Regions from separate parts of the Homo sapiens genome. Here region 2 is linked to region 1. Evidence: read pairs that join two places in POLR2A ChIA-PET (ENCODE). Cell type or tissue: PC-3. All regions are shown on one strand. Each heading gives the region's core, and the rest is flanking DNA. Links, peaks and the distances in the headings are about the cores only.

Region 1 (12,810 bases), core at 6,808-9,307:
CTTGAGACCCAGTGTCATTCAGTACTTCAATCTCTTTATAGAGAGCCCAGGCACTCAGGGGTCTTCTGTCTCATACAAACCAAATTTGAGTCCCAGCTCCCACATATATTCACAATGTCTAGTTCCCTCCCACATCATCTACGACTCCTGAAGCCCTTTTACATAATGAGTTTTCTTCCAGGAGACGCTGCCAAACAAATAAATGTCAGTTGAACTCTCGCACCAGTCCACCAGCCATGCTCAAGCCTTCTGGACACAAGCAGTGGGCACAACTGAGACTGAGGCAAAGATCAGTAAAAGAAAGGTGTTCTGCCATAGATCCAAGGAGACAAATGGAGAAAATGCCATTTTTTACTTAAGTCCCCTTTTTCAAAACCAACAAACATAACATTTCTACAACAATAGGAATCTACCATGTGGTGGTGTCATAGATGTTGTTGGGATCAGAATCAACTTGCCAAATGGGAAAGCCCAAATCAAATTATTATTCAAGTAAACAAACTGAAAATGAAGGCATTCCCAGACGCTTTTGACAAGGGGCAAATGGACTACTAAATCAACCATTTCATAAATAAATCAGCAAAATGCATTATGTAACACTCACATTAATGACACACACCAGATTGCCAAGATTCTTCATCAAATCTTTTCAATCTGGGTCCTTATATTGTGAAAGGGTCGATTCTTATGGAGAGCTCATAACACTAAGCAAGTCTCTCCATTGATGTTTCTGCCATCACCAAATGTTTTCCTTCTGATCTGTCTCCAGGCCTGACATTTTTGCAAATTAAACTGGATTACATTATCCATGATGGCGTAAATTCAATTATCCAAATAACTAACCAGCCAGCTCCATGACTAAATTATCCACCTGCTGCCTTGAACTTTTTGGGATTGATAATGTGCTGGTTTCATTTCTATTTTGAAAAGTAAAAGTGGATCTGAATTTCTCTTGGAAAAGAACCTAAGAATGGTGTTCCCTTCTTATGTATTTATTTAATTTTTTTGTAGAGATGGTTCTTGCTATGTTGCCCAGGCTGGCCTCGAACTCCTGGCCTCAAGTAATCCTCGTGCCTTGGCTCCCAAAGTGCTGGGATTACAGGCGTGAACCATTGTAGTCCTTTCCTCTTAAACATTATTTTACAGATACATGATCACACCCTTACTGTAAAAGAGTCAAACAATGTAGGGGTGATTAAAAGCAAGGACTGAGTGTCCCTCTTCATTTCCCTACTCCTCCCCTCCTCCCGGTGTCATTCTTCCAGTCTGCTTTTTTGGCAGTTTATTTAGGTTTCCAGTTTAACACAATCTCAAACAATGTCAGAATAGACATGCTTACCTTTGTGCATATCCTGAGGTCATAAGAAAGTCATCTTTTTATTAATAAAAATACTGTCATATCACCCAAAAGACTTTGTAGGTTTATAGTCCCTCTAACAATGTATAGAAGTGCCTTTTCCCTTCACACTCAACACTTCATACCATACTTCGTATTATACATCTTTTACCTTTGCCACATGATAGGTCAAAACAACTCATTATTTGTACTTCCATTTTTAAGGTTGTAACAAAAAAAAATCCAAGATGAAAAAGTGCCAAAATATGTTGGTAAAAAAATTTTAACTAATAAATAAAAAGTCAATTTTCCAGCAACTGCTGAATGAAAGCAAGACATGAGAGAAATATATTTTCAAGTTCCTATTTGAATAAAAGAATAAAAAAGTAGAGAGAGATTTTTTAGAGTTGAGAGCAACTCTGAAGAGTGTTTAAAGATGAGAGAATTGAACCATTTGGGCCTAGACATTTTGATTATCATATAAGTTTTTATTGCTACCTTAACAGATAACCACAGATTTGGTGGCTTAGAGAAGCACAGACCAATTGTCTTACAGTTTGGTAGGTCAGAAGTCCCGCAGGGGTCTCACCAGGCTGAAATTAGGATGTCAGCAGGCTGTATTTCTTTCTGGAGTCTCTCAGGGAGCATTGGTTTCCTGCTCATTGGGGTTGTTGGCAGAATTTAGTTTCTTGTGGTTGTAGGACTGTGGTCTCCATTTGCTTGTTGACTGTAAGCTGAGGGCCATCCCCACCTTCTAGAGACTACTGCATCCCTTGGCTCAGGCCCCCTTCCCACATCTTCAAACCAGCAATATGGGTTGGGTTCTTCCCACATCACATCTCTCCAATCCACTCTTCCCCCTTTTCCTCTTTTAAGAGTGATTGTGATTACATTGGGCCCACCTGGGTAATCCATGCTAGTCTTTCTATTTTAAGGTCAGCTTCTTAGCAACCTTATTCCCTTTTGCCATGAAACATAACATATCCAAATGTTCTAGGGATTGGGGTACCTTTGGGGTGACAGATTGATCATCACCCTTTAAGGTGATGGAATGTTCACGGAAGCCCCAAGGAATGATATACTTTGTGTTTTATTGGCTTTTGCCTCTAATGATTGAATTTTTAAAAAGGAAAATATTAATAAAAAAGAAAATTAATTCTGACCCTCCTCAAAGCTCTTAAGGTAATTTTGGAAGCCCCTCATCCTGATTCAGTCAGCTACCACATGGAGGCTGCCATCTCTTTCCTTTTCTCTTTCTTTAGGCTCCCTTCCCTAACTGCGAGGCACCGGACATCATTGTGACTTCACAGTGGTCTTCCAATGTGCTGCAGTCATGCCCAGCTTTCTCTTGAGAGAAAGCAGGGGACATAGCCCACACCTCAATCTGTGGCACACTTTACTGCCTGGGTACCCCAGCAGCCCTGCCACCACTGCTGGGTCTCCCCAGGTCTCATGCTTCTTGTGAGTCTTGGGAGGAGATGAGTGATATATAGGGGTCCCTTCACCCATCTCCTTGCTCCTTTGGGAGGGGGGTGGGATGCTCAGTGAAACTGACACTGGGCAGGACACAGCTCATCAGACATGTCCAGAGGGGTCTGATTCTTATAAGTATGTACACACATACTGCACACATATGTATATGTGTGTAAATGTGTGTCTCTGTATATGTGTATACCTATGTGCACACACATATGTGATAGGCAGATACACACACAGTGAAACAAATAATCTGCTTTTCTCCCAAGGAGTTCAAATACTATATTTATTATATTATTTATTATAAATTGGTCTTGTAGGAGCCCATATAAAACAACAAATAGTCTCATTTGCCAGACTGCAACATTTAGACCTAAGAATAAAGGTATTTTTCTCAAGTTCATCAGGACAGCTATAGCCATCAACCCTGGTACATGGCAGTCCTGGCCAGAAATAGGCCATCATCATGCTCTAACCTATACCACAGCATTAGAGTTACTAAGACATTATTTTAGGCAGATAGAGAGGAAAAGGGATCCTTGGGAAGTTTTGGTTTCTTTTAAAGCAGCTCCAGAAACGTTTCTTGTCTTCAGGACAACGTTTCCTTGGCTTCAGGAAAGCCCCAGCACTAAGAGCTGGGCTGCAAGCTTTTTTTTTTTTTTTTTTTTTGAGATGGAGTCTGGCTCTGTCGCCCAGGCTGGAGTTGCAGTGGCGCGATCCAGGCTCACTGCAAGCTCCACCTCCCAAGTTCACGCCATTCTTCTGCCTCAGCCTTCCGAGTAGCTGGGACTACAGGCGCCTGCCACCACGCCTAGCTAATTTTTTTTTTTTTTTTTTTTTTTTTTTTTTTGTATTTTTAGTAGAGACGTGGTTTCACCGTGTTAGCCAGGATGGTCGGATCTCCTGACCTCATGATCTGCCTGCCTCCGCCTCCCAAAGTGCTGGGATTACAGGCGTGAGCCACCACCCCCAGCCAGGGCCAGCAAGCTTTAATGTGCAAATGCAGGCCATTAGAAACTGGGTCCAGCCAAATATGGCGGTTCCTGCATCTTCTTCTTGCCCCCACATGTGCCTGGTAACATGGCTGCCCCCACAAATACCCAGTGTATAGAACAAAATGGCAACCTGATTTTGCATATTGAAAGGCTAGGATGGGAGGGCCAGTTTTTTCACAGGCTACGTGAATGACATGCCTGGTCAAACCAATCCCCTGAGTCCTATGCAAATCAGACACCACCTCCTCTAGCTTCCTCATATAACTGGCTGTTTTCTGTGGCACTCAGGGTTTCCTCTCTGGGCTTGGAGCCCCTCTCCCTCTGTCTCTGTGCAGGGGAGCTTCTTCCTTCTTTCTTGCCTATTAAACTCTGTGCTCCTTAAACCACTCCACGTGTGTCTGTTGTTTTGTATAAATCGACATGAGACCAAGGACCCTGGTGTTCGTCTGTTCATCAGAGTTGTATCAACAGCAAGATTTAGACACTGGCTGAGATGCCTCCATTCCTAATTGTCTTTCAAACGTGGAACCAGGAAAAAGCTATGGAAATGACAAAGCACCTATGGGTGTGCCTAACTTTCGTTTTCCTAACAAACATTATCATCTCAAAAATGGCATAGGTTTCCATGTGGCATAAATGCTGGGACATTCAGTCTGGGGATGATCCTCCAGATATGGGCATCTTGGCCAGAAACCTACTTTGACCCCTGTCCTACTGTGTGCACCGTGATAGAAAACTAACTAAAATGCTATATTTACACTCAAAACTTTTATTTGACTCACTAAAGAAAAGAAGTTGACTTGATCAACTCAGAATCCTGCAAAATGGAGGGACCACGTAGAATCATTGATGGTGCTTTCATGGTTATCTAATTCAATGCCTTATTTCACAGAAACAGAAAGTAAAAGTCAACAAGAGGTAATGACTTGCTCAAGGTTATGCACCTCGTTCTTATCAAAGCTGGATCGCCAAACTCCCAGTGACTCCATTCTCCTCTGTGCTGTGCTGCATCTCTGTCACTCATGGATCACTAATAGTCAAAGAATGAAATTAGCAGGCTTCTGATTAAAGATGACACACATACTATGTTCATTTGCTTGACCATAGTAAGCATTTACTATGTATATGTATGTCAAACCATCAAGCTGTAAATCTTAAATATATAGAATTTTTATGGAAAAAAAGGATGGTACATGGAGTGTACTCCTTTAGATCCCTTTCCTCCCCAAACTGAAACAGAAAGGAAATAAGATAATTCAACAGAAACAAAATGTAGGAATCTTGAAAGCAGATGAGTTGATGTTAATTAAATCTACAAATCTGAATCCTTAGCCAAAGAGAACCTGAAATATATCACAGTACTCCCCAAAGTTTCAAGAATTGTTTGCATCAAGTGCCTTTGGAATGGGAGCTATTAGTGGAACATAGAAAAGGAGAATTCGTTGAAAGTCTGCTTAAGAGGCTATTAGAACCCAGGTCTAACTCTAACTCTTTTATATGTGATACAGCAAAGCCAGTGGCCCTCCCTCACTGCAAGTGAAGAATGGTAGCAGGTAAGTGAGAATTAGGGTTTGTATATGTTGAATAACAGTCTTGATTGCAGAACCAAGGGCTGATGAGTCTGACAAGATCAAGTGTCGAGTAGCCATAAGTAATCGTATTAAAACTGTTTTCTTCCATATTTTTCGGGTGTCAACTCCCAAAGTAAACACAAGACTCACAAACAGTGAAAACCAGAGCTGCCCCTGCTGTAGATGCACACCAGGCAGGACACTAATGGAATCTTAGGTCATCCCTCTTCTCATGGTGACTTTGAGTTAATCAGAGATTACCTTGGTAAACCTGACTCAGCCAGAGGGAACTTTATAAGAAGATGAAACACCAAAGAGACATTCTCCTGCTGAACCGAGAGAAAGTAGAGAGGCCTGTTGTGAATTATAGGTGGGGGCCATGTGGCAAGGATCTGCAGGAGGCCTCTAGGTACTGAAAGTGGTCCCCAGTTGATATCTAGCAAGGAGGCTATACAGTCATACAGGATATAGTCAGTCATGCAACCAAAAAGAAATGAATTCTGTCAACAACCAGTGAGCTTGGAAGAGAACCCTGAGCCTGAGACAAGAATCATGGCCCTGGCCAACACCTGGACTTCAGCCCAATAAAACTTGGAGCAGAGAAATCAGCCAACACATACCCAGACTCTTGAACCATGGAAACTGAGAAAATGAATTTATGTTGTTTGAAGTCACTAAGTTTGTGGTAATTTGTTAAATTGCAATGGAAACCATTACCTCTGGGCAGTATCAGTGGAAAAAAGTGGTCAAATATATATATGGCAGAAGTAGGCCACAGGCCAAGTATACTGCTACTTTAGCAGGAGTGAATTTTTCATTTTATGTTCTCCACATTTATCCTCCCATGTCTTCGTTTTGTTTAGTTTTTTTTATAGATACGTAATATTTTACATACTTATGGGGCACATGTGAGAGTTTTTAACACACATAGAGTGTGTCCTAATCAAGTCAGGGTGTTATTGTATTCATCACCTTGAGTATTGATCATTTCTATGTGTTGGTACCATTTATTTATTTATTCATTTATTTATTTATTTTGAGACAGAGTCTCGGGCTGGAGTGCAGTGGTGCAATTACGGCTCACAGCAGCCTCGATCTCCCAGGCTTAAGTGATCCTTTCACCTCAGCTTTTCAAGCAGCTGGGACTAGAGGTGCTCACCACCACACCCGGCTAATCTTTGTATTTTTCATAGAGATGGGGTTTTGCCATGTTGCCCAGGCTGGTCTCAAACTCCTAGGCTCAAGCAATCCTCCTGCCTCAGCCTCCCAAACTGCTGGGATTACAGGCATGAGCCACCTCGCCCAGCAGGTACTATTTGAAGTCCTCTCTTTTAGCTACTTTGATATATACAACATAGTGTTGTGAACCTCACTTCTAATTGGAGAGCAGACTATATTTCCCATTTTCCTGACTCAATTTGGAACAGGCTTTGAAACTTACTCATCTCACTCAGGATGGGGAAGGTCCAGACCAGACTCTTGTCCCATGGGCTCCTAGGAGGGGGTGGGCTGGGTCAAAAGTGACCAGACTAAAGGCAGAATGTTCTATACAACATGATCCTAAATGGAAGTGGCCAGAAATATGACTCAGAACAAATATCCAAGAGAGAAAAGTCAAAAGCAGGAGAACAAAACTTAGAGCCCTGATTACAGACAGGGCTAAAGCCAGGAAGCAAAAACAGAGACCGAAAGCAAAGAAAGCCTTGTGTTGTTTCTAGGTAGAGCCGTGGCGCAGTGGACACCTTGGAGGTCAGCAGGTGAGTGGTGTGGACATGCCAGGCTCCTGTAAAAGTGTAGGGCTACACAATTACTGTGGCCCTTCACTAAGCTCTAGCATACAGGTTTGGAATGTCTCCAAGGCAAGCCCTCATTGGCTCCTTTGGAAAGCTTTCTACAGGTCTGCTTTGGAATCTGTGTGGGGAAGTAAGCCAAGAACCCACATACCATGGCTGGAATAAGTGGTGTGTAGGAAACTTCCCCCCAGAAGTCACCCAGCTTAAGGTGGGCCTTGCTGGGAACACCCTGCTGGAGGTCTCTGTGGATTCCCAAAGGAGGTTTCAAATGGAGTCATTGTAAAGACAATTCATGATCTTAGAAGTGTCTCATGCAGTTTCCTCGTGATGGTCTTGTTCAATTTTCATAGAATTCCTATGTGTATATTCATTACATTCATTTTTGCAGAGTCAATTCATCCAATAATAAGAACAGAAAAATAGAAGACCCAGAATATTTTGGCCCAGGCTCACCCTTTAACAGCCCCTCATAAAATCCAAGTGTTGGAAGGAACTTTAGTCAGCATCTGTCCCAACCTCCTACACTGGTGGGGAAACTTGGGTTCGAAGAGAATATGCGACTGTGGAAGAAACCAACAACTTCAAATGTTCAAACACTGCTATAAGACAAAGTGATGAAAAAGATGAAATTGGAGATCCAATTCTATGCTCATGAGTGGTGTGATCTCAGGCAAGTTACTTTATGTCTCTAAACTTGAATTTCCTCATCTGCAAAAATGAATATAATAAATATACACATAGGAATTCTGTGGAAATTGAACAAGGCCATCATGGGAAAACACACAGCAGCATGCATGACATATAACTTTTCTATACATTTTCTTGTGGTCAACTGTTCTTGCCTCTCTTCTCTTTGGACCCATTCTGCAGAATCATCTTGGAAGAAGTCAAAAGCATTGATTTTCTGAATCTGTGCTTCTAAATCTTGAGTCTTAGAACAAACTCATCACCCTCTCCAGGCCCAGAATAAAATAGAGCTGGTGTTCCCAGCATCTCATGACAGCCTCTTAGCCTTGTAGGAAAACTCATAGCGTGGTCTGCAGGGTAGATGCAGGAAACATCAAAGCCCCAAGTCCCAGTCCTGAACACAGTGAAAGACAAGCTGTCTTGAAAGGATCAGCTTGCTCTGTTGTAGGATGCTTCAAGCATGTTAAACAGGAACTAATGGCAACAATGGAACCATGACTCATGGCAATGGAAGTGCAGCCATTAAATTTTCATGATTTCAGAGCTCAGGACACACGAGTTCATCACTATGGCACTTTTTATGTCAGTGAATTTATAATGAACATAGTTGTTGAAAATCAGCACTATTCACAGCCATAGCTTAGTACATAATGCTGCCATTTTAGAAATTGTTATCAAAACTATTTTACTATAAAAACTAAAAGAACCTTTAATAAGTAAAGGAACCTAAAGGCCCCAGCACCACAATTATTTCTCAATGGGCTAAAAAAAGGTTCATAGTTGTCAGTTAATGCTTTCAGGTTATGGTACCAGTTGGGCCTTTTTTTTTTTTTTTTGACAGAGTCTCACCGTATCACCCAGGCTGGAGTGCAGTGCTGCAATCTCGGCTCACTGCAACCTCCACCTCCTGGGTTCAAGCAATTCTCCTGCCTCAGCCTCCCAAATAGCTGGGATTACAGGCACGGATTACAGGCACCCACCACCAAGCCCGGCTAATTTTTTTTGTATTTTTAGTAGAGATGGGGGTTTCACCATATTGGCCAGGCTGGTTTTGAACTCTTGACCTCAATCGATCCACCCACCTCGGCCTCTCAAAGTGCTAGGATTACAGGCATGAGCCACTGCTCCTGGCTGGGCCATATTTTTAAGAAGACAATGTGATAGAGAAAGCTCGGCGATTTGTTTAGCTAATGGGTAATAAAACCTGAATGGGCTTCTGTTGCCCATCCCCTAGTCCAGAGTAATTTCATATGTCTGTCCCCAGCCCATCATCACACACACACACACACACACACACACACACACACACACACACACATGCAGGCACCAATTTAAAAAGAGGAACTCCTCAAGGGGCCAACTTGTATTTCCATATCATCACTGGGAGCTCTCTCTGACTTGTCATCCACTGGCTGTGCAGTTTGAGGACCTTATCAGATTGACCTGTCCCAGATCATAGATCCTGAGACAAGGATTTGAGTGTAGATGGTTTATTGCGGGGGAATGGGTGACCTCAGGAAGCACTAGTAGGGAGTGGGGAGTAAAACAGGAAAGGGAAGGTGGCCAATATAAGGTATTTTGATGTGCGAGTTACTGTGATGAGGCTCAGTCCCACTGGGGACCTCTGGGAGACTGTATAGAACATGCCTTGGAGTAGGTCCCTCTTTAAGGAGTTAAAGAGCTGAGGTGTTTAGCTAATAACTTACTTTCATCATTGGTTAAAGGCTGCCCCCAGGTGAACTCCTCTATACTCTGACCTGCCCCACACATCGACCAAGGACACACCTGCAGCCAGCAAAAGCCCTCAGGCTTTCTCAGGTGCTGGCAATGGGACGTCATTAACATGCACAGGAATGGTGAGTGGCAGGCAAATACAGGCAGGGCACTGACGATGTGTGTGTCATGCTACTTATAAACCTCCTCAGTTCCAGACTCTCTCAAGTGGCCCTACTACCACTTGCCATCTCCTTCCTAACAGGTCACTCAGAGATGGGCCCTGGCAGTTTTCTCTGGAGGACCCTGCCTGCAACCTGCCCTTGTGCACAGCCCTGACCAGGACCAGTGCAGGAAAATAAAAGAGGGGGAGAAGCAGACGGGCACCCAGTGACAGGCAGCACATGTAGTGGTTCAGAGCCTGGACACAGGTGCTCCATACCTCAGAATGGAGCCCAGATCTCCTATTTTTCACTCCAAAGTTATTTTAACTCTGGACCTTGATATTCTCCATGAGTCAATTCTATCAGCCAGGCTGTTTAAAGATACCCCCTAAAAAAGTAGCACCAAAGATATGCCATGTTCATACGAGACCCTCTACAAGCCACCACTACAGACCCAGAAGGAGAGGCCTGGTGCTCAGGGGCCAAGCCATGCAGCAAGAAAATACTGTTGTTTTCTGGAAGAGCCGGTAAACATTCTGGGAGGGAGCTGTAAGGGACAGGTAGCTAAAAATAATGACAGAGATGCACGGTTTCATTACAGTCCCACAGACCACCAGCAAGGGAAGGAGAGCCATCTGGAATTGACTGAACATAAGCAAGGTCCAGAAGATTTTAATTTTAAAACAATTTGATTATTTAAAAAGTATAAGAAGAACCTGGAGGAAAACAAAATGGTTAAGGGTGCATGTGAGAGAAAATTCTTGTGTATGTTCATCAGTGAAAAGAGATAATGAGAAAGAGAAAAGCACAGAAATAAATAGAAAGACAGAGAACTGGTCGGGCGCGGTGGCTCATGCCTGTAATCCCAGCACTTTGGGAGGCCAAGGCAGATGGGTCACCTGAGGTCAGGAGTTCGAGACCAGCCTGGACAACATGGTGAAACCCTCTTTCTACTAAAAATACAAAATTAGCCAGGTGTGGTGGCACATGCCTGTAATCCCAGCTACTCGGGAGACTGAGACAGGAGAATCACTTCAACCAGGGAGGCAGAGTCTGCAGTGAGCCAAGATCGTGCCACTGCACTCCAGCCTGGGTGACAGAGCAAGACTCCATCTCAAAAAATAAAAATAAAAAAATAAAGTAAGAGGACTAAATGGGGAGGGAGAGAAAATGAGAGAAGAAAATAAAAGGTGTATGAGGAAAAGGAAGGAGACAATTTTTCTGTTGAGACTTTTTAGTTCTAAACAACAGAAAATAAGTCTGATTGATTCAAGTTTAAAATTACCCATTGGAAGAATAGCTTATAATGCAAAAAATAGAAAATAAAAAAATGAATAAGCAGGCCTCAGGAGAATGGGGGAACAGGAATGAGACAGTTCAGCTCCCCAAATCTAGGCAGCAGGAACAAATGGGTGATCTCTCCCGGTGTCTGCACTCAACACCAACCATGTTCTATCAACACAACACTGAAGACTCAAATTCCCAGGAGGAAGAGTGTGGCCTATTTTGGTCACGTGATGTGCCTTTGATTGAAGGTTGCTTGGGAAGGGGGAGGGAGGCTTGATTGACAGTCCCACATAGATCACGTGGAATGAGGGAAGGATGCCTCTATGATGGTAACAAAACAAAGAGCAAGAGGAGCCAGGCAGGCAAAAGCATCAGCTGTCCACCACCCAAAGTGAACCCAAAAGAGAGGAAGACAGTGGCACTCAACGGAAGTTAGAAGAGGATGAGCCACAAATGTGGGAAAAACTTGGGGATAGGAAGGGGAAAGGATGAACAAAGAGAGAAAATATAAGAGTATAAGAAAATTATCCAGGGGAGAGAAGCTAATAAAGGAAGAAGAAAACTAGCTTCTGTATGAGGAGTGAGGAGCCAGACAGGAAGAAGGGAAAGGGAAAGGAGAGAGTGTCGTGGGATGGAGATGATGGCAGAGAATCACTTAGGGCTCACTCATGACTTCATGAGTCTGTGATGCTGCTCACTACAGATCCAGGCCTTGCCAGGCCTGTGAAGTTGGTGGAAAGTGGGAGGGCCCAGGCCACCCCAAGACAATGAGATTTGACATTCACTCCATTCGGCATGGACATCCACTAAGTGATTAGGTGTCCATGATTGGTATCATTCCATTTTTCCTGCCGTGCAACAAGCCACCCCAAAACTTAGTAGCTTAAAATAACGTCTTATCATCGCTCATGGATCTGTGGCTTGACTGAACTCAACTGGCTGGTTTCCACTTGGTGTGTCTCATGCAATGCAGTCAGGTTTGTCTGGAGTGGCAGTCATCTGAAGGCTTAATTGGGCTGGAGTGTTCAAGATGACCCAGTCACACGATTGCCAGACAATGTTGCAGCTCGGCTGGAGCTTTCAACTGAAATACCTCAATGTGGCTGGGGAGTTTCAGTGTAGCATCTGTGTTCTGAGAAGGGGATACCCAAGAGTGCAGGACACTATCAGGCATGTTAAGCTGAGCCTGGAATGGGCTCAGCATCACCTCTGCCATGTGCTACTGGTCAAAGCAGTCATGGGGCACACCCAGACTCAAAGGAGTACAAAGTAGATTATTCCTCTGGAAGGGAGTTTGGAAAAGTTACACTGCAGAATAACATGTGGGATAAATCTTTAGAAAATATAATATGCTGTAAGTATCTACCTTCTTGACTGTGAAGAATTATTTCTTGCCTCTTTAAATCTTTCTGAGTTGTTAGTTGCAAATCGAGCATATGAATTGTGAACTTTCAATCCCACATAACTTCCAGAATGTCTTCATTTCAAATACATGTTGATTGGTCAGAGAAAATAATATTTTTTCTAAGACTCTAATCACCACATTCTTCTTGAAAGTAATGTCCAGTGTGGGCGCACCAAGTCTGTAGAGAGTCCACATAAGACAAATGCTTGCCATACCATCTTCTCATGATTCATTCATTTATTCCTTAAATATCTTAGTCTCAGGCACCATGGTAAATATTTGGGATGCGTAGATAAAAGGCACAGTCTCTTACGCTCAAGGGTTTGGCAGCCATAAGAGAAGTTTATTCACATCTCATCTTACAGACGCCTGGGGAGTTGGAG
Region 2 (12,810 bases), core at 6,037-8,536, 1.0 Mb before region 1:
GATCTTCCTTAGAACTATAATCTCTGTATTTATATCTAGCATTTTCATTTAGAACATGAGGAATAGAAAAAAAAAAACATAAAATGACCCAATGGCTTTTAGTGTGTCTCAGTTTTAATTTTGCAAATCTGGTGCTTTGCTTCTATGAGTTACCAGCAATGCTAGTCAACTCTGAGTCAGACATCCTGGTGTGTGGGTTTTAAATAATGCATTTCCTTTACCCTTAGGTGGTAAGGTGTGACATTTGCTGCTTTGATAAAATCTCCAGATGATGGTACTTACACAGGTGCAATAAGGTCCAAGTTGTTAACCTTATCTCACTTGCAAATCTGCAATTTCCTTTTTCCTCACCTTCTTTTTGAGATGTGACTAAAGAAGTGATGGCAAGGATGTGAAGGATTAGGCAAGAGACATCCTGGGTTGGGAGACTGCATTCTATAGTAAAAATCCTTTGTCCTTTATTTCCCAGGTTGACCATCAGGGTAATACTACTAGCTCATTGCTCAGCTTTTCACTTTGCTTTGATTGGAAGTCATCAGTGACTTAGAAAAAAAAGCTTTAAAAATGCAAAATTATTACTTTTCATCTTAGTAATAGAAGCAGTAGCTTTCTTAATGGTAATCCACTTTTTTTCCCCCTTTGGTTTTCTTTTTAGCAAAGATTGGTCACTGTTGACTTATCTCTCATTTACTTATAATAGGTATCATGTATCCCCTTGACTCACCCCAATTTAAGACACTCTCTGATAAAACCTGTAGTGCTTTGCACCTTCAAGTTAATTACCCAAGTATCCCTTTCTACCAGATCTCCTACCCTAAGCTCATCCTATACAGTATTTCTGGAACAACCACCCTAGGCCTGGGTGATTCATTTCAGCTTTCTTCCTCCCTTTCCAGGAGAGGGGAATAGAGTGCCTGGGGGAGAGAATGGGAAGTCAAGGGTCTTCAGAGGAAATAAGTGGTTTCCTGATCTGCTTCTTTTCCTTCTCATTCCTTCCTCTTAGCAGACCCTCAGAAAACCTGGATTTGACTCAATAGAAATACCTGTATTAGCCAAGCCATTTATACAAATGATTTTTCCCCATGCTTTTCTCTGGACCCTGGCAGCAAAATTAAACTTTAAAAGTAAAAAGTTTTAAATTTCATCATTAAATCTGTATCACATTAACTTTTTCCTGTTGTGAGCTTTTATGTGATTTCAGCGCTAAGCTGGTCAAATATGTTACAATTTCCTAGTCCATTACTGTTATCTTTCACCACTATTTAGTCACATTTTGAAAAAGTTGACTTAGTCAGATCTGGCTTCTCTAATAAAATGCCACAGACTGGGTGGCTTAAACAATGGACATTTATTTTTCAGGGTTCTGGAGGCTGGGAAGTCCAAGACTAAGATGCCAACAGTCTCAGCGGCTTGTGAGGAACGGCTCTCTGGAATTGGAGACAGCCTCCTTCTCTTTGTGCACTCACAATGCCTTTTCTCTGATGCATGCTCTCAGAGAGAAGGGCACTAATCCTATCATGAGGGTCATGCTTTCATGACCTCATCTAAATCTAATTAACCACCCCCCCCCACCTCCCCCCCCCCCGGCCACCCAGGCTTCACCTCTAAATACCATCACATCAGGGGCTGGAGCTTTGACATATGAATTTAGGGAAGACACAGGCATTCAGCCATAAAAATGGTTATGTGAACCTGTTGTGTTTCTGCTGTTAACATTGCATGGTCCTTTCATTTAGTAAGTGTGTTTTGATTAGTTGCTTCTTTTGCAGGTGTGTGTTTTGATTATTTGTTCTCTTTCTATAAGCTCAACAGCTAGTGTTGACTAATAGCATTTAAGTTAGTGTCCTGAATAGTTTCCAACTGACCCCTAATCCACACTTCATCCCTTGACACACTGACCTCTATGAATTGTATCACCTGGGCTACCCCAGCCAATGGTGGGCACTGGCAGGAAATCTGAGTACAGGACAAGAGAGAGGTCAAGGTGTTTATTATTGTACCTGCAGATGCTGGTTAGTGGTGGCTGTATCCCTCTTCAGAAGTAGCCCTCTTTCCCAGCCATATTTCTCACTGGGCTCTAATCACCACTTTCTCCCATTGCCCTGTCAGGCCCACAGGTGGCCAAGGCTCCCCATTGCTGTGAACCTCAGGGTGCTTTATCATTTTACAACTTTGAAAATAGCCCCTTCATTAAATTCTCTTCAGTTACCCCTTGGAGTGTGGCAACTCTCCCTGTGCCCCCACCACCCCTCCCATTAGCAACACATAATGTGTAGTTCCCATTATGAAATAAATGGAGGTGTTTTATCACTTTATTTTGAATCACGCCAAGCTCCCTTGGCAGTGACACATAATAGGGGATATTCTCCACCTTTGTGGAAATGGCTTCAAATGGATATGTTTTTGAAACGTGGCTTTCAACTTGCAGGTTTCTTTTCTAAAACTCTTCAAATAGGCATCTCTTCCTCTTTGTTAAAAGTAATTCAAATGATAAGACAGTAATTATGATTGTAATAATACCAATAGCAGTAGTAATAATAATAGCAATCAGCATTCGCAGTTTAGAAAATGTTTTTGCATATGTGTTTCCCATCTTATCCCCACAAAATCCTCCAGTGATAGTTAACATTTTTTTCCTGATTTTACAGGTGAGAAAATTGAATACCACAGAGAAACTCTGTTCTTTTCACACACCTCAAAATTTAGTAAAAGGCAGGCTAAATTCAAATAGGGTCTTTCAAGTACAAATCTTTTAACTCTACCACAGCAGAAGTGTGTAGTGAAAATAGAGAGATTAGGAGGTCAATGACATTATCTTCAATTTGTGTTTGTGCTGAGTTCATTTCAATAGATGTCCTTGGCCCTTTGTCACCTGTTTGCAAAGCAAATGAAAATCTCATACTCAGTTCCGGCAATATTAGTCATTTTCTTGAAGGATAGCTACTGGTTTGTCTGTTTTCCTGAGTCCATAATTCAGAAATCCTATGAAAAGATCATTAACTTGTTGAGTAGACTGCAAAATAGACACTAATGGAATATAAAGTAATTCAAGAGCTTTGACGTCTCAGTTACAGGATGACAAGGAGTTATGTATTGAATACACATTTATCACCAGGAAATCTGAAGATGTTGACCATGGTTCTGTTCTTTTCCTTTAATCTCCATTTCTTGCCAATCCAATGTATTTTTCTCCCTCAAATGCATAGGCCAGTATCTGCAATACATTGTGTTTCTACCCACAAAGTTAAAGAGGAAATTTCTTCTTCCTTTTTAATATATGTATATAGAGAGATTGAATGCAATATTCAAACTGTACTTGTAACATAATTTTATTACGTTTCAAACCCTATTAATCATAGAATACAAAAAAATTCTTTTCTAGAATCTCATTTTTCTCTTATTTTTCATAAAACAAAAAGGGTAAAGCCACTGGGGGAAAAATGTGTCTTTTGTTGTATAACGAAAGTATGACCTTTAGGAAAACTCTTCTCCCCTATTTTCTTCTGATTTAGGTTCATTCTCTGCCTTTTTTTCCCTCTCTTTGTGTGTAGTCAGTTTTGTCAAACATATGACTCTCTGGAAATTTTGCAGAAATAAGAGTTCAATCAAGACTCTTGGAATTTTCTATCTTGGTTTTTCAAAAATATGCAACTCTATATGTTGATGTAGAACTAGAGTGATTGAAATATACTCTTTGACAGAGGGTAAAGTTAAGGGTAATCCACTTTTTTTGGAAGATAAGAATAAAAATATGGTTTGCTTTATTTTGAGGAAGACCAAATGGAAGGAGCAGACAATCATTTATTTCACAAACTCTAATTATGTAAGGAGATTGATTGATTGGTTTTTGGTTGATATGGGAGAATGATTTTTTTTCCTGCCATGCACAGCACTGGGCAGTCTAGTTCCCTTATCCTAAGGGAGTTTATAATCTAGTAGAGGTGGTATAACACACATACACATGGGCACACACACACACGCATGGGCACACACACACAATAAAAATATGCACTATTAGCCTAGTAAAGTACAAGCAAGGCACTGTTGGAGAGCAGGAGAGGAAGATGCTAAATTCTCAGCGCAGTGGGAGAGGTTGGATCTTGGGGCGTTTGAGTTGACTTTCCCAGGAAAATACTGAGGAAGGAGAGGTATTTCAGGAAAATAAAATAAATGAGAACTGCTTAGAGTGTTCTCAGAGACTAAGCCCAATGGCTTAATAGGAACAAAATGTTCATGACAGGTGCAGGTAAGAGTTATGTTAGAAATGTAAATGGAGACAGGGCATGGAAAGTCACTGATACCCTTGTAAAGTTCAAACTGTATTTCAGAGACAATTGGAACCCCTTAATATTTGGCCAGGGTGTGTTGAAGGTGGTTGAAAAAGATGGGACGGTGACGATAAGGAGGCTCTTACAATTATCCAGGAGAGCATTAAGAAGAGAAACCCCCAAGCTTGGGCACTGGCAGTGGAATGGAGAAAGAGGATGAATGTAAGAGAGATTCTGGAACAAGAAATGGTGAACTATCATAGCGATTTGATATGAGGGCAAAGGAGCTGTAGACAACAATTCCAAAGTTTCAACTAAAAACATTGTAGAAACCACTCTATTGCAATTTCGGCAACTTTTCAAGTTTGATTTATTTGGAGAGTATAGTAGAGAACACACATTTTCTGAAGAAGTACTAGTCATATTTGTCCTTTGACCCTACTTTTTATAAGACCTCCTTTAGTGTCACACCTATGAATCATTTATTTATTCAAAAAATTAATGACCTCCTATTCTATGGCAGGCATAAACAGGAGAAAAATAGACACGATCCCATTTACCTTCACCCTTCCACCCATATCCTCTCCCCACTATCTGCCCCCAGTGCTTTTCAGTTTGGATAAGGAGAAAATATCAGTAGAAAAACTGACTTAACCCATTATATCCCTTGATCTAATAGTATTTTTTAAATATGTATTTGAAATTGGGTCCATTTTTTTCTGGATACATAAATTATTAGTTCCTAATCTGATCTGCAACAATTTCAGGAAACAATTACTGAATTATCTGTGCTTAATTTGAGCAGATGATAGCTAATTCCATGTGCCCAGAACCTATCTTTGTAAATTATTTTGATTATTTTTTTTACTAGAGAGATAGAAGTTTTGCAGGAAGTTAACATGGATCAAGGAGTGGATGACACACACATATGCATGTGCATGCACACTGTTATACAATTGATGAAAATGTCATAAGGTGTAAGGAGCAGTAGAAGTTTTTATTAGATAGTTCACCTTTAAATCCTGGTTTTGCCTCATTGCCATGTGGATTGGACATGTCAGTTCACCTCTCTGAGTCTCAGTTTCTACATATATACAATGGGACTAATCTTCAGCTGGCTGTAACAAGAATTAAATTAGATAAATCTGAAAATGATTAACACAACTGAGGACATAATATGCTCAATAAAAAAATCATTTGCAGGTCTTTTGGGAATGGTACAAACTGGACCTAAATCAAGTTATATTATTATAGTACGATAATTTGAGTTATATTTATATAATATGAAAATTATTAATAAATAATTGTAATAACATATAATAATGTAATATAATATAGTATAATTAATAAAATATTACCTCCTACACACTGGTTAAAAGTGTTCATGTACTATTAACTCTAGTTAAAATCTTCGTGTGTTTCTTCTGATCTTAGATCAAGAGGAATCTCATAATATTTGTACATACTGCCCATTCTAAGTGGGCTACTAGTAAATATACAAAGAAGCTGTAATAAGCATATGGCTTAGTATAGAAGAGAAGAAAAAATCCAGTAAATTACGATTTTCTTCTAAAAAACACCATCTGGATGCTGGTTCAGCTGCATTATCTCACTAATTTACATTTTATTTTCTCAAGAGACAAAGGTATATTCAATAAAAGAAGAAAATCCAGTTTAGAATGCTTGTCTCTGGAACCTGTCAGCTACACTTAATTTCTACGTAGATGCAGAAATGAGGAGTTTCCTCATCAATGTTTAAACAAAGCATAGAATTAATCACTCAACATTCAGAAGAATCAAAGTCAAAATCAAAATAAGATACTTTATTGAATTTATCTCTCCCTGCAGTTTGGAATTTAATCCTGACTAGAAGTCAAAACAAATGCACTTTTTAGATGTTGATAAGATGAAAATCAATCAATCGATATAGGTGTTGTATTGTATTAAAATGGCTTAATGGGGTTAATTAAAAACCATCTTAGAAATAAAGAAGATAAAATACAGATTACTATTCTAACAGTAGAAGGGACTAAATATCGTGAAGAGTCTTACAGCTGAAAACTACCTAGAAGCTGAGTAATAACGGACATTTGAATGACTTGCTGCGCTTTCAAGAAAGTAAAGGAGATCCCCAAGTTTTTGTTTTTGTTTTGTATTGTATTGTTTTTTAAAAAGGACTAGGAGCAGAAAGAGGAGTGGTAGGAGTGGTAAGTAAGAGCTGAGGCTCAGGATGACTTGAAGGCATTGTGAAAATTAATAGCCATAAGAGAAAATGGAAGACTAGACCTTGAACCTGGACAAAGATACGTTTGAATCTGAGATGTTTGCATAAAGTTAGACACTAAGAAGGTTATATTCGTGGTGAAAGGGTGGTCCAGGAAAAAAATCCACCTGCCAGCAAAGAGAGATGTCATAAAACCTGGCTATGTCCATGACTACTACAAATGGAAAATGAAAGTAGAACTAAAACTCAGAATTCTTCTTGAGGATTTGTAACTATCGACATTGCTTCTGTGGCTTTGTGGTTCAAACCCTTAGCACAGAAATAAAAATGATTTCTTTTTTGGAACTACCCTCTGGCAACTGACAGAAGCAACAGTAAATGCTGTGTGGAGGAAACATGCTTAGATAAAATAACTCTCAATACGTATTTGTGTATGTAGAAAAGTTATCTTTTAAGAGCAAGAATAAAATAGCATGATTTCAGATTAACAAAAACTGGGTAAGTTTATAATCAACAAGTTCTTCCTAATATAGCATGCATTCAGGGAGAAACACAATAATTGAAATAATATCAAAGAGGTTTATAAGACAAGAAAGCTTGGTGATAACAAAGGAGAAATCAAGTGTAAATAAACATGACTGTATAAAATAATATGCATTAAACATTAAATTTGGCATTAAACAAATTAGATACAACAAATAAACAGAATACCATGGCAGGTAAGCTGAAAGGTAGATGATCTAAGTTAAAGCATTTTAAAGCCCTTATATTGTTTACAAGGAGATTAAAATAATCTGTAAAGTCTAGTAAACACTGAAACTATAACATGAATTTTAAGTTTGAATTGAACAGAATAGGGTCAGGGATAATCAGTGAATCCAAAGAAAAGACATAAGACTGGAAAAAAGAGAAAATAAAAATGAAAAGACATATAGTTTAGCTACCTCAATTATCACCATAAGCATAAAAAGACTAATTTCCCTGGTTAAAATACAGAGATTATCAGAAGATTAAACTATTCAGGAAAAAAAAAGAACTTTATACTATTTACAAGATTTGTCAGAAATACTATTTAAAAAGATATGATGTTATTAGACAATCAAAGATTGATATGACTGTTAGAAGAAATGAACAAGTCTATAATTTTAGTAGGAGATTTAGAAATAGCATTCTCACTAATTAAGAGGTAAATCTAATACAACAAATTAGAAGCTTTGAATAGTACAATTAACAAGCTTGTAATTTACATAAGTATAGAAACCTGATCTTCAAAATTAGAAATTAATATTTTCTGGGATTTATTGAATAGTCATAAGAGTTGACCATATTCTAGGCCAAGGATCAGCAAATTATGGCTGACAGACCTAATCCAGCTCATGTCCTGTTTGAGTATGACCCTCAAATTAAAACCTTTTTTTTTTTAACATTTTTAATGGATTGTAAATTTTTTTCAAAAAGACAATGTATGACAGAAACCACATGTGGTCCACAAAGCCTGATATATTTACTATGTAAACCTTTACAGAAAAAGCTGACTCATGTTATAGGCCATAGAGAAAAGTCCAATGTATTTCATATGTCATCATTCAATAAATATTTATCAAAACCCATTATATGCTGGGCAATTCTTTAGGCACTGAAAATGATAGCACAGTGAATGAAACAGACAAAAATCCTTCTGAGGACACTTGCATTCTACTGGGGGAGGCAGACAAAAAGTAAAGTAAATAAATAAAATACATAGTGTGTCTGATGGCAATCAATGTTAAGAAAAAAAATCAGAGAAAATAACAATTGTTATTTCGCAAAATTTAATACTCAAAGGACATACAGTGAGCCCTCCATATCTGTGGGTTCCACATCTGTGGATTTAATCAACTGTGGATAGAAAATATTTTAAAAAAATAAAACAAAAGTTACAATAAGAAATAATTCAAATAAAAATACAGCATAACAGCTATTTAAATAACATTTACATTGTATTAGGTATTATAAGAAATCTAGAGACGATTTAAAGTATACAGGAAGATGTGTGTACATTATTTTCTAATATGCCATTTTTTATAAGGGACTTCAGCATTTGTGGACTTTGGTATGAGAAGGTGGGAAGGAGAGAGGCCTTGAACCAACCCCACAAAGACAGGAACAACTGTAATTTATTGGTTAAAAATCATAATAAAAATTTAAAAACACTTAGAACTGAATCATAATAAAATCAGTACATATTAAAATCCTTGAGATGCAATCAAGGTGTATGTTTAATTTTACATGCTATATTAGAAAAAATAAAGATTGAATATTAATGAGGTGTAAGGCTAATTGAAGAAGTAACAGGCTGGGTATGGTGGCTCATGCCTGTAATGCTGGTACTTTGGAAGGCCAAGACAGGAGGACCACTTGAGGCCAGGAGTTCAAAACCAGCCAGGGCAACATAGCAAGACCTTGTCTCTACAAAAAATAATTTAAAAAAGTTAGCCAGGCATGGTGGCTTGTGCCTGTAGTTTCAGTTACTTTGTAGGCTAAGGTAGGAGGATCACTTGGTCCCAAGAGTTAGGGGCTGCAGTGAACTGTGGTCAGGCCACTACACTCCAGCCTGGGCAAAAGAGCAAGACTGTCTCTAAAAAAATAAATAAGCCGTAAAAATATCAATATCAGCATAAATGAGCTAGAAGGAAGAAAGAATAAGAGGTAGAAATTACTGAAGTCATAACAAACTATAGAGAAAATTGCAGAGGCCACAATTCAACAAAAAAGTTGTTTCCTTAGAAATAGCAATGAAATATCTGCTGAGATTGATCAACAAATATATATATAATAGGAGTGAAAATTAAAATATAAATGAAAACAAGCGACAAAAACATTTCACATATAAAGGTAAGAAAGACTTGACACCGGCTGGGTACGGTGGCTTACGCCTGTAATCCCAGAACTTTGGGAGGTTGAGACAGGTGAATCATCTGAGGTCAGGAGTTCGAGACCAGCCTGGCCAACGTGGTAAAACCCCATCTCTACTAAAAATACAAAAATTAGCCAGGTGTTGTGGTGTGCAGTTGTAATCCCAGCTACTTGGGCAGCTGAGGCAGGAGAATGGCTTGAACCTGGAAGGCAGAGGTTGCAGTGAGCCAAGATTGTGCCACTGCACTCTAGCTTGGGTGACAGAGCAAAACTGCATCTAAAAAAGAACAACTAGACACAAATAAATTCGGAAACTTAGATATGATGAACAAATAGGATCCTTGGGGAAAAAAGTGTAATTTACCAATTGTGACTTAGAATTATTGTATCTGGTTTTGTAACCATAAAACAAATTAATTCAGTAGTACAAAAACTTTCCCCAAACAAAGTGACACTTATTATGCGCAGGCAATTTCTACCAAACTTTCAAAATCATTTCAGGATTATTTCATAAAATCATTCCAAAAATATGCACGTTTCCAAACTTATGTTAAGAGGCCAATATAATCTTCATGCCCAAACCCAACAAAGGCAGTGCAAGAAATGAAAAGTGTAAGAATATAAGGGTTTTTTTAACATTAAGAAATATATTAAATAATTTTACCGTATCAAAAATTCAAAATAATATGCTCAAACTAGAAGCAGTCCAAATGTCTATCAATCAACTGGTAAATGCAATGAAAAGGAAGAAACTATGGATACATATTACAACATAGATGAACCTCAAGGATATTACGCTAAGTGAAAGAAGCCAGATGCAAAAGGCTACATATTGCATGATTCTATTGATGCGAAATATTTATAAACGACGTATCCAAAGCAGAATAGTGGTTTCTTGCATGCAGCTGGGGGTAGGAACAGGTATTGACTGCAAATGGGCACGGAGGATCTTTCTGGAGTGATAAAATGTTCTAAAACCAGATTGGTTGGACAACCCTGTAAATTTCCTAAAAAATCACTGGATTTTACTACAGTGGACTGAATGTGTACTTCCAAAATTTATGTGTTGAAACCTTAAGCCCCAATGTAATGGTATTAGGAATTAAAGCCTTTGGGAGGTGATTAGGTTATGAGGGTGGAGGCTTCATGAGTGAGATGAATGCCCTTATGAAAGAGACCACAGAAGGCTCTCTCTTTTCTGAAATGTGAATATGCAAGAAGTTAGGCCTTCAAGAGGGCCTAGAAGAGGGCCCTCACTAGAACCCAAGCAGCCTGGCATCTTAATCTCTTCCAGCCTGAAGAATGTAAAAAATAAATTTCCATTGTTTATAAGTCACCAGTTTATGCTACTTTGTTATAATAGCCTGAACAGACTGAGAGATTTATGCTTAAAATAATTTAAAGGAGACAAAGTATAAGATCATCTCAATAGAAACAAAAAAAAAGTATAAAATACAACAATCTATGCATTTTTTTAAGAATTTCAAACAAATTACAGATAAAAGAGAACTTCTTTAACTAGATTAAGGGTATTTATTTAGTCTTAAATATTTACTGTTGAAACATTACAAGACTTTCCTTTAAAAATCAGAAAAAAAGCCATTCAAGATTATGATGTGGGTCTTAGCTAGCAAATAATTTCAAGAAACAGAAATGAAGGTTTTAAGTTAATACTTAAATTATTAAATTTAAGTATTAACTTATTAAATTTAAGTATTAAGTATTAATTTAAGTATTTAATTTAAGTATTAAATTTAAGTATTTAATTTAAGTATTAAATTATTTAAGTATTAAATTTAAGTATTTAATTTAAGTATGAAATTATTAAATTTAAGTATTTAAATTTAGGGGAAAAATACTAAAATTATTCTCTGATGAACTTATTGTCTACATAGAGCAAAAAGAATCTTCAGAAAAATTACTGGAATTATTAAGAAAGTTCAACAGAGTTTCTGGGTTAAAACACAAAAAATACATTGAGTTTCTATACATTACCAAAAAAAGTGTAAACAGTCTTTTAAAGATACAAGAAGTGTGTAAAAGTGAAGTAAACGTTATAACACTTCTGAATATAACCAAAGTATTGTATATCTCAGGCAACTACTTACTTCTCTTAATAGTGCTCTTTTAATCATCCTAGCTTTATCTGTATTTGTGAAAACTCATAACCCCTACTTAGCATTAGTTGGTAAATGTTGAAATTTAAGATAACCTTGTTTCCTGCAAAGCACTGTTAAGTGGAATGCTCTGGTTCCAGAACATTTTATTCTTCCTCCTCCTCGCTGTATTCAGTCATACATCCCAGAAGAGATCAGCAAAAAATTAGGAAGTTAGAGGTTTACATTTGTCTTTAAAACCTACTCAAAAAAATATGCTTTTTACAATTGCTCTTCAGAGGCCTCCCCTGCTCTCATTATCTACTATAATTACATTATACCTTCTGAAATTCTATATCAAAGGTCAGAGCAGACCCTTTAGGCATGAAATGATTCCCAGCTCTTCACGGACTAGAAGTTCAAAGTGCAAAAAATATAATTCACTCAGTTTATCCTCATGGCTCCACCCACCCAGGTTTTTTCTTACAAACACACCAGTTCTGACAACCTGATGTTCTTTAAACCGTGAGTAGAGATATTGAAGTAAATGAGTCTACCAGGAACAGAATTTCACATTCAGAAATATTAGGTTGTATTCTTCTTGAGAGCAGGACATCTTTTTACCTTTGCAGAGACCACAAAATCTGGAAAAATAAGCACTGGCAGAATGTATGTGGAATATGTAAAATTAGATACGAAGTATACAAGGTCTTTCCTCTGTCCCCACACCTCTCTCAATCATAAAACAAAAGTAGAAATAATAAATAGCATGACTAGGTAAACTGGCATTTGAAATACATAATTCTTATAAAAGCCAGCATGACCGTGGGGTGTGTAAGAGTGGTGTTTATGTTACTAGCAAAGCTCCTTGCTCAAAGCCTGGAGGGACTAAACAATAATACTTCACATCAGCGTGATGTGGTGGAGCGATCACTGGGCTAAAAATCAAGAGATTCTGGGCAGTTCTGACCTTGGAGACGGCACTGACTATTTCTCTGTCACCTCAGGTAAGTCACTTACTTTCCCTGGGCCTCTTGATTTTAATACATATAAATCGAGGGCATTCTAGGATCCTAGGATCCTATGCCAAGGATGAATACACTTTCTGTGCTGCCAAAAGTTTGCCGACATGGTCAGCTAAAAGCCTCTTCCTCTCTCCACATTGTGGGATGTGTGTGTGTGTGTGTGTGTGTGTGTGTGTGTGTGTGTGTGTGTGTGTTGACATGAATTATTTCCATCATTTAAAAACTCAGAAAGATGGAATTGAAAGCAGGGACTCGAACAGATGCTTGTACACCAGCGATCATGGCAGCATTATTCACAAAGG

The links. Peaks named below come from ENCODE experiments on the same cell type or tissue, not always from the same donor. Only the 100,000 strongest peaks of a DNase experiment are listed, where the experiment ranks them.
Region 2: POLR2A ChIA-PET joins it to region 1 with 5 read pairs; 1 of 35 experiments calls an interaction of 5 or more read pairs at or near these places.

Annotation. Positions count from the first base shown.
Region 1 is chr20:16,197,365-16,210,174 of GRCh38, forward strand. All of the region lies in intron 1 of LOC124904874 (a long non-coding RNA gene), which reads right to left. Among named protein-coding and RNA genes, the nearest start is that of KIF16B, 370 kb to the right of the region's middle. RefSeq lists enhancers at 9,270-9,771, 9,772-10,271. In PC-3, for the core only: no CTCF peak of the experiment used is centred there; a DNase peak (open chromatin) is centred at 8,337.
Region 2 is chr20:15,155,789-15,168,598 of GRCh38, forward strand. All of the region lies in intron 5 of MACROD2 (mono-ADP ribosylhydrolase 2), which reads left to right. Among named protein-coding and RNA genes, the nearest start is that of MACROD2-AS1, 230 kb to the left of the region's middle. RefSeq lists an enhancer at 6,655-6,744. In PC-3, for the core only: no CTCF peak of the experiment used is centred there; no DNase peak of the experiment used is centred there; H3K27ac peaks cover 634 bases.